Linked DNA regions of Homo sapiens: region 2 is linked to region 1. A link is an interaction called in ENCODE POLR2A ChIA-PET data of the cell type or tissue named here. Cell type or tissue: B cell. All regions are shown on one strand. Region 1 has its middle 43 kb from the start of CREB1. Region 2 overlaps PIKFYVE (phosphoinositide kinase, FYVE-type zinc finger containing).

What was found. ChIA-PET counts read pairs that join two places held together with the same protein. Peaks named below come from ENCODE experiments on the same cell type or tissue, not always from the same donor. Only the 100,000 strongest peaks of a DNase experiment are listed, where the experiment ranks them.
Region 2: POLR2A ChIA-PET joins it to region 1 with 5 read pairs; 1 of 35 experiments calls an interaction of 5 or more read pairs at or near these places.

Annotation. Positions count from the first base shown.
Region 1 is chr2:207,484,252-207,489,251 of GRCh38, reverse strand. No RefSeq gene overlaps it. Among named protein-coding and RNA genes, the nearest start is that of CREB1, 43 kb to the left of the region's middle. RefSeq lists a silencer at 4,204-4,253 and an enhancer at 4,484-4,553. In B cell, no CTCF peak of the experiment used is centred here; a DNase peak (open chromatin) is centred at 4,341; H3K27ac peaks cover 1,193 bases.
Region 2 is chr2:208,313,360-208,318,359 of GRCh38, reverse strand. PIKFYVE (phosphoinositide kinase, FYVE-type zinc finger containing) reads right to left here. Exons shown (of 42, transcript NM_015040.4): 14 at 3,937-4,066; 15 at 2,987-3,167; 16 at 419-493. Among named protein-coding and RNA genes, the nearest start is that of PIKFYVE, 50 kb to the right of the region's middle. In B cell, a CTCF peak has its summit at 3,152 (motif pointing left); a DNase peak (open chromatin) is centred at 2,889; H3K4me3 peaks cover 2,461 bases; H3K27ac peaks cover 4,233 bases.

The DNA.
Region 1 (5,000 bases):
AAAAATACAAAAAGTACCAGTAGTGGCGCCTGTAGTCCCAGCCTCTCGGGAGGCTGAGATGGGAGTGTTGCTTGAGCCTGGGGGTTGGAGGTTGCAGTGAGTCAAGATTGTGCCACTGCATTCTGGCCTAAGTGACAGAGTGAGACCCTGTCTCAAAAACAAAAAAACAAAGTGAGAGAGGCAATGCTATGCTACTGGCTTTGAAGCTAGAGGAAGGAGTCATGAACCAAAAGAATGTAGGTAATCTCTAGAAACCAGAAAAGCAAGGACACAGATTGTCCTCTAGAGTTTCCAGAGAAAGCACGGCCCTGCCAACAACCTTGATTTTGGCCCAGTGAAGTCCACTTCAGACTTCTGACCTCCAGAGCTGTCAGATAATAAATCTGTAACAATAAATGTTGTTTTAAATAACTAAGTTTCTGTAGGCCATTGAAAACCACCTATGAAAAAATGTAATAAATAACTAAGTTTCTGGTAATTTGCTACAGCACCGATAGGAAACGAATACATGTGCCATATCTGAGAAGCTTTTCTTCATCACCTTTTCCCCCAGGGGCAAGTTAAGGGCCTCTCCTGCTCACTCCCTTACACTCTGATGTTTCTTTTCTGTGCCTCAGTTTTTCCACGTGTAAGACAAGTACTTACTTCACTGGATTCAGATGAGGATTAAATGAGTTAATATCCACGAAGTATTTAAAATAGTCACTTTCCCATAGTAAGTGCCCAATAAATGTTATTGTTATTATTACCCCATCACTGCCCACTTATCACACCATTGTATTTGCCGAATGAAGTAAGTGAGTGGGAATAGAGATTGAGGAGTATGATTAATATTTCCGCCCGTCTCGTGGGCCTGATCCCGGAAGAAAGGGATCTACCTTTCCAGGGCCTCAGCAATCGTTCCTTCTAGAACCTGACTACCAAATATGTTTTCCCCCTTTGTTTTGCCCTTTTGGAGGGTCTGTTTCCTGGGTTTCCTCTTGCACATCCCCCTTGGCTCCCTGCTCTATTGCCTGGAAGCCTGGGACCTCGCCACACTTACTGGCGGCTGCAGCTCCAGGAACCCAGCGTCCAAACCTTGAGTCCCTCTGCTGCTTTCAGAAGGGAATGTAGATCATTTCAAGAAAAAAGGAGAGGGATGAGTCAAAGAAGCGTAGATGGCTTCAAGCTGGCTGACTCAGAGAATGACTAAGAGAAGAAAACTGGAGAGGATGGGAGGACAGTAGCTGGAATGGCTTCCCTTGCTGGCTGTGTGTCCCCGGCACTCTATCCAGCTGCCCCAAGCCTCAGCTTACTGTCCTTCAAGTGCAGCTGATCACAGCACCTGCTTACAAGAGTATCATAAGGGTTAAAGGAAAAGTGACCCTTGAGCACTTAGCACAATGCCCCATCTGCACACAGCACCCTCTAAGTGTCAGCTGGCATTCATTTGAGTAGGAATGATGAGAAAAGGGTATGACCTGTAACAGCAATTTTCCAACTTTTTGGCCTCATAAGGTCTCCTTTATACTCTTAAAATATTATTGAGGACCCCAAAGAGCTCTTGCTTATATGTATATCTAGTAATATTTACCACATAAGAAATTAAAACTGAAACATTAAAAGTATTTATTCTTATAAGAACAATAATAGACCCATTATAGTTAACATGATTTAAAAATAAAACATAGTTAATTCTTCCAAAACAAAAATAATTCTGGTGGCATTGCTTTACATTTTTGCAAATCTCCTCAGTGTCTGGCTTAATAAAAAGATAGCTGGATCCTCATATCTGCATCTCTACTCAGTCTGTTGCAGTATCACATGTCACAAGTCAGATAGCCTCTGGAATACTCCACCGTACACTTGTAAAAGAATGAGAGTTAAAAAGGCAAATGACATCTTGGTATTATTATGAAATAGTTTTGACCTCAGTGACTACCTGTATAGATCTCAGAGGTCCCCAGAACACATTTTGAGAACCACTGACCTATAAGATCTTTTTGCAAAAATGTTTTTGCCGGGCGTGGTGGCTCACGCCTGTAATCCCAGCACTTTGGGAGACCGAGGTGGGCGGATCACAAGGTCAGGAGATCGAGACTATCCTGGCTAACACGGTGAAACCCTATCTCTACTAAAAATACAAAAAATTAGCCGGGCGTGGTGGCGGGCGCCTATAGTCCCAGCTACTCTGGAGGCTGAGGCAGGAGAATGGCGTGAACCCGGGAGGCGGAGCTTGCAGTGAGCCGAGATCGCGCCTCTGCACTCCAGCCTGGGTGACAGAGCAAGACTCCGTCTCAAAAAAAAAAAAAAAAAAAAAAAAAAAGAAAATGTTTTCAATCTGTGTATATAGACCATGATAAAAATGAGATTAAATATTACCTCCATCACATGGGCAAAAATGGAAAAGTTTGACAAAGATGTGAAAAGTGTTTCTGAGATGATGAAACACTGGAGCTCTCAACCTCTGTTAGTAGGAGTATAAATGGTATAAATTGGTTTGATTATTAATTGTTACTAAATTTCTCTTTAGAGTTAAAAATGCTCATATTCTATCATCCACTTATTCTGTTCCTTAGGAGAATTAAGAAACAAATTATGATATAGTTACGTAATTGATGACCACAATTGAAGACTATAATGAGTGGTAATAGTAATAGAATACCAATGAATAGAAACATATAATTCACATAATAGAATGCTGCAACTAAAAATGAATTAACTACAGCCATGTAAACATGAATGCATCTCAAAAACAGTGGTGAGCAAACAGTAAGAGATTCAAGTTCTGTGTACCATTTATTTTATTTTTTAAAAATTATTATTATTATTATTGTTATTCTTGAGACAGAGTTTCACTCTGTCACCCAGGCTGGAGTGCAGTGATATGATCTCGGCTCACCGCAACCTCCTCCTCCCAGGTTCAAGCAATTCTTTTGCTTCAGCCTCCCAAGTAGCTGGGACTACAGGTGTGTACCACCACGCCCGGCTAATTTTTGTATTTTTAGTAGAGACGGGTTTTCACCATGTTGACCAGGCTAGCCTTGAACTCCTGGCCTCAAGTGATCCTCTCACCTCGGCCTCCCAAAGTACTGAGATTATAGGCATGAGCCACTGTGCCTGGCCAGTGTACCATTTATGTAAAGTTTGAAAACATGCAAAGCAAAAATACATGTTGTTAATGAGCACATACATATGTAGTGAAAGTATATAGTCATGCATGGAATGAGAAACACCACATTAAGGACAATGGTTACCCATGAAGAATGAGATAATGAAATCAGGGAGGGGTCTTGGAAGGCCTTAACTATATTTGTAATGTTTTATTTATCTACTTTAAAAATTTGAATTAGAAAAACCTAAAGTGCTGCTTAAGCTGGGCAAAAGAATAAGGCAAGAAAAAAAGTCCAATAAAAATGACACTGACAAAAAAAATTAAAACTCTCTGCATAAAGCCTTTGGACAATGACCCCCAACCCTTTGCTCATGTTGGCTATATGGACAGTGCCTGGTTATGAGGAACTGGGTTTCAATTGTTCATTGGTGATTGATTGCAGGGTGCTTACCATGGATTTTCCCACAGCAGCAGTTAAGCACATTGCCTAAGTGCCTAGACTAGGCCCATCTATCCAGCTCACAGAAACCCATTAACTTTACAACCTGCCTAACCAATGGTAAGAGATCAGCAGGGTTGAGAGGTAGTTGACTGGGAAATTTGTTCTGACTTAGAGAGCCAGGAAGTTCCTCTCTCTGGCAGACCTGGCCTTATCCTTCCTCTACCTTCCTTTCCAGCCACGTATTGGGATAGGAGATTCTCATATTCCTGAACCAATCGAGGTTGGCTGGGGTAGAAACCCTCTCCAATAGGATAGGTCTGGGGTAGGTGAATGGTAGTGGAATTCGGGATCAGGAGATACAGAGATACGGGAGGGGCCAAATCTGCCAGCACAAATCCCTGAGTTGGAATAACTTTTATTTTTTATTTTATTTATTTTTATTTTTTTTTTGAGACAGAGTCTTGCTCTGTCACCCAGGTGATCTCAGCTCACTGCAACGTTCGTCTCCAGGGTTCAAGCATTCCTGTGACTCAGCCTCCTGAGTAGCTAGGATTACAGGCGCATGCCACCATGCCCAGATAATTTTTGTATTTTTTGTAGAGATGGGGTTTCACTATGTTTCCCAGGCTGGTCTTGAACTCCTGACCTCAAGTGATCTGCCTGCCTCAGCCTCCAAAAGTGCTGGGATTATAGGTGTGAACCACCCCACCTGGCCAAGTTGAAATAACTCTTGATTCTCAATCTGCTTTGGAGTCATCCCTCACTGATTTTCTGCTAAGACTTCTTTTACTTCCTCATTTACTGCTACGTGGTTTCTAACCTGACTTACCTCTTCTGTTCCACTGTTGAAAAAGCCACTGTGCCACGGAGCCTCCTGGAGCCTGCCACACAGTAGACACTCAGTTACTGGTGACTCCGTAATTTCCTTCTAGGTGGGGCTGAGGGTTTGGTTGGAAAGAAAGATTTGAAGATGTGTTTATATACATTTTACACAAGATGGAAGCAACATTAGTTGTCCCTCCCTACCAATCTCAACAAGTGTTAGCTCTCCTCCCCCACTTCCATTCTTCTCAGCGTCTGAAGTGAGCACTCAGCTTGGGGATTTGGCAAAGAAGGCAAAGACTAAAAATAAAAAGCAAAAGGAGAGTTAAGAATTTCAAGCATTCTCTAAGAGCCTCCATTAACCGTTGGTTCTGATATTCATTGAAACATAGGTCCAGCTCATTAAAAGTACCTTTGAATTATATTATAAGTTTTTTTTAAAACAATAATAACATATTTAAAAAGACTGCTTATCATTGGGCATTCCTTTTCAGCTCTTGTTACAATGATATATTTCAATAGCTATAGATTATAGGCACATATGCTTTTTATCTTCTTATTCTCTATGCTCCTACCTAGTTGTCATGCTTGTTTTTTAATGCCTGGCTATATTCTGTCAGTGGCTATTAACGGAGTAGAGAA
Region 2 (5,000 bases), 830 kb before region 1:
GTGAGAAGGATAACAGAAGAAGACTGACAGTTCTGTAGCCGAGCACTAGAAGAGCTATCAGTTTTAGAATGCTAAGCCTCTGGAAGGACTCCAGCCTACTAGAGAAACCCTGTCTCCCTAAGACGTAACAGGATCAGGAGATAAATAATGCCAGTATCTTATCATTCTGTTAATCTAGAAGCCTGATCCTCTCCCCTTCCTCCTTCTGTCTGGTGAATTCCCATTATTCAAATTCCAATCCATTCATCCTCAGCTCTGGGAAATCTTCCCTGAACCAACCAAATTTCACCCCTATGGCAGACACAGCTGCCTTTCATTGTCCATTGTCCATTTCTTCCATAACTAAGGTGCCCCAACTTGTTACCTAAGCACACAGCCATGGTTTGCTGAACTTCACTGCTGAACTGAATCACATTACCTTTTTATGTGCAATGTTCTTGGTACAAACAAAGCCATTGACAACCACAGAATCAAACTTCTTTCCACCTGGGATCTAATGGAACAATTAAGAAAACAATAAAATTCAATGATAACATGCTTAGAATCTAGTTAGATGTACGCTATTATTTCTTTCCATTTTTTTTAAACTATTATGTAATCAAATAAGAACAAAAAATTTCAGGAAATAATACTTCCTTTCAACCAACGATCAATGGCATCTCTGCATGACTCTGTTTTCCCATCCCCTGTTCTCTAATGTACTACCCTAGGACTCTAAAGTACTCACTGACTGAATAAACTAGTGCCATGTGGCAGTTAACACTATTGTTTAAGTTAAATATCATAGGGAAAAAGCACACACAGGACTCCATTACTATCTAAATCAGGGGTGTCCAATCTTTTGACTTCCCTGGGCCTCACTGGAAGAAGAATTGTATTGGGCCACACATAAAATCCACTAATAACAGCTGATGAGCTTAAAAAAAAAATCGCATTGTGGTTTTGATTTGCATTTCTCTGATGGCCAGTGATGATGAGCATTTTTTCATGTGTCTTTTGGCTGCATAAATGTCTTCTTTTGAGAAGTGTCTGTTCATATCCTTTGCCCACTTTTTGATGGGGTTGTTTTTTTCTTGTAAATTTGTTTGAGTTCATTGTAGATTGTGGATATTAGCCCTTTGTCAGATGAGTAGGTTGCGAAAATTTTCTCCCATTTTGTAGGTTGCCTGTTCACTCTGATGGTAGTTTCTTTTGCTGTGCAGAAGCTCTTTAGTTTAATTAGATCCCATTTGTCAATTTTGGCTTTTGTTGCCGTTGCTTTTGGTGTTTTAGACATGAAGTCCTTGCCCATGCCTATGTCCTGAATGGTAATGCCTACGTTTTCTTCTAGGGTTTTTATGGTTTTAGGTCTAACGTTTAAGTCTTTAATCCATCTTGAATTAATTTTTGTATAAGATGTAAGGAAGGAATCCAGTTTCAGCTTTCTACATATGGTTAGGCAGTTTTCCCAGCACCATTTATTAAATAGGGAATCCTTTCCCCATTGCTTGTTTTTCTCAGGTTTGTCAAAGATCGGATAGTTGTAGATATGCAGTGTTATTTCTGAGGGTTCTGTTCTGTTCCATTGATCTATATCTCTATTTTGGTACCAGTACCACGCTGTTTTGGTTACTGTAGCCTTGTAGTATAGTTTGAAGTCAGGTAGCGTGATGCCTCCAGCTTTGTTCTTTTGGCTTAGGATTGACTTGGCGATGCGGGCTCTTTTTTGGTTCCATACGAACTTTAAAGTGGTTTTTTCATCAGAGAAATGCAAATCAAAACCACAATGAGATACCATCTCACACCAGTTAGAATGGCAATCATTAAAAAGTCAGGAAACAACAGGTGCTGGAGAGGATGTGGAGAAATAGGAACACTTTTACACTGTTGGTGGGACTGTAAACTAGTTCAACCATTGTGGAAGTCAGTGTGGTGATTCCTCAGGGATCTAGAACTAGAAATACCATTTGACCCAGCCATCCCATTACTGGGTATATACCCAAAGGACTATAAATCATGCTGCTATAAAGACACATGCACACATTATGTTTATTGCGGCACTATTCACAATAGCAAAGACTTGGAACCAACCCAAATGTCCAATAATGATAGACTGGATTAAGAAAATGTGACACATACACACCATGGAATGCTATGCAACCATAAAAAAGGGTGAGTTCATGTCCTTTGTAGGGACGTGGATGAAATTGGAAATCATCATTCTCAGTAAACTATCGCAAGGACAAAAAACCAAACACCACATGTTCTCACTCATAGATGGGAATTGAACAATGAGAACACATGGACACAGGAAGGGGAACATCACACTCTGGGGACTGTTGTGGGGTGGGGGGAGGGGTGAGGGATAGCATTAGGTGATATACCTAATGCTAAATGACGAGTTAATGGGTGCAGCACACCAGCATGGCACATGTATACATATGTAACTAACCCGCACATTGTGCACATGTACCCTAAAACTTAAAGTATAATAATAATTAAAAAAAAAGAAAGAGACATAAAAAAGTTAAAAAAAAAAATCGCAAAAAATGTCATAATGTTTTAAGAAGTTTATGAATTGGTGTTGGGCCAGATTCAAAGCAGTCTTGGGCTGCATGCAGCCCACAGGCCACGAGTGGGACAAGCTTGATCTAAATAAAGCAAATTACCCACTGCTTTTCCTCCAAACAGTGATCACAATCTGTGAGAACAGGCTTTCTCATAGCTGACTTGTCAAGAAGAGGAAGCAAGAAAGGAAGAACCTATCTCTGTTTGGGTTCCCAACTCATCTCCGATATAACTCATCCTTTCCATTGACCTTTCACTTCCTATGCGTGGCTTCCATGACTCCTAAGTGCGCTGCTAACAAAGCAGACAGCAAAACCTCCTACTCCTCACCTAGCACCCCTCAGGGTAATGACTCTTTTCAGATTACCATTAAGACAAAAATTACAATCAGTCCTGCCTCATCAGTTCCTAGCATTAGTAAAACATTAGCAGAGCTCACTTTTTTGATGTGGACAAACTGACGGATATCCATGTCATCATCCTGGTTCTTGACATCAGGTCGGACTGTCTGAACAACCTGGCAGACCAATGACACGATGATGTCCCTCCAAGATGATGACAGTGAGTCACTATGGAGCAACTGCTGGAGTAGTGCCATCATGTGGTTATGATTAGCTGAACTACAAAAATATTATAAGAAAGAAGTTTGCATAGTTAATACTGCCAGAGACAATAATTCTGATGATAAAACAAACAGCCTACAAAGAAATAAACATTTCAATTACGGCTCACAGATAAGATTTTCTAGGTCAATATCATTCTTTCATTATATCTGTACCTTAAGGATTTTGCATATAAATGAAATCTGAATATCTTCCACTAAGAAGTCCCCTGCAATTGACTGAAATGAAATTTTAACACGTAAAATGGGGACAGACAAGCACAGTTTGGGGCTTTTGTTTTTGTTTTTTTTCTCTGAGACGAAGTCTTGCTCTGTTGCCTAGGTTGGAGTGCAGTGGCGCGATCTCAGCTCACTGCAACCTCCGCCTCTTGAGTTCAAGCAATCCTCCTGTCTCAGCCTCTGAGTAGTTGGGATTACAGGCCAGCGCCACCACGCCTGGCTAATTTTTGTATTATTAGTAGAGACGGGGTTTTACCATGTTGGCCAGGCTGGTCTCAACCTTCTGAGCTTGTGATCCTCCCGCCTCAGCCTCCCAAAGTGCTGGGATTACAGGCGTGAGCCACTGCACCCAGCCGGGGCTCTTGGTTTTATAAGAAATTTAATCACAAGTCAAAATAGACTGTATTTCCTAAGTAACCTTAGTATTTTTTTACTTTCTAAGGAAAAAGAAAAAGACCTCCCTTTTTAAGAGGAATGATGCATATGCTTATCAAGTCACTGAAGATAATAAAAGTGAAAAATTAAAATTAAAAATTTCATTGCCTTACAGCAACCTCTCCATGGCTTGTTTCTCCCCATTCTCCTCCCTCAGGAGCTCCAGGTTGTTATGATGCCAGCCCAAAGGTGTGAAAGGCAGCTCTTTGGATTTTTCCTCTACTCGGCGATTAAATAAGGATTCTAAGTACAATATAAAATAAGAAGTTATTACTTCATTGTCCTGTTTTATACCATCTACTCATATATTTAGAAATTGCCCTTTGTCTTTATAAATGTTTTAAGTTAGCCAACATAAATTATTGGTGTAAAAAGGCAAGAACATGTAATAAACATATAAATAAAATGCATAAGAAAATACTTACAAATACATAAAATACACTAAAAATACAGAAATGCAAGAATTAAGAAGAGCAGTAATTGGCAACAGCCAAAATCAGAAACAGAACTGTGAAAATCAAATGTACGTAACTAAGACTCTCAAGCCAATAATTATAAGCACAGCTTCTGAAAAGCAAATAAAATGAAACTTTTGCTTCTCCTTTTAATTTTTAAAAACGAGGGTGTTAATTTCCCCTTTAAAATCACAAACTGGGCCGCGCGTGGTAGCTCACGCCTGTAATTCCAACACTTTGGGAGGCCGAGGTGGGCAGATCACCTGAGGTCAGGAGTTCGAGACCAGCCTGGCCAACATGGCGAAACTCCATCTCTGCTAAAAACACAAAAATTAGCTGGGCGTGTTGGCACACGCCTGTAATCCCAGCTACAAGGGAGGCTGAGGCAGGAGAATCACTTGAACCTAGGAGGCAGAGATTGCAGTGAGCCAAGATCGCACCACTGCACTCCAACCTGAGTGACAGAGCGAGACTCCATCTCAAAAAAAAAAAAAAAAAAATCACAAACTGAAAACTGCATTCAACAGAAATCTGAATGCTGGCAAAAGAACACATGATAGCGAGAGTGATGAATTTTCAAGAAAGAAGCTCAGCTCAGATATCACAAAACAACAGATGACAGTGTAGAAAGTCTATTCAGACAATCCTCAATAGTGTTTCTCTTTCAATATTGGCACAGGGGTTTTTTAACAAAATTTTAGCAAGACAGACTCAAAAACATA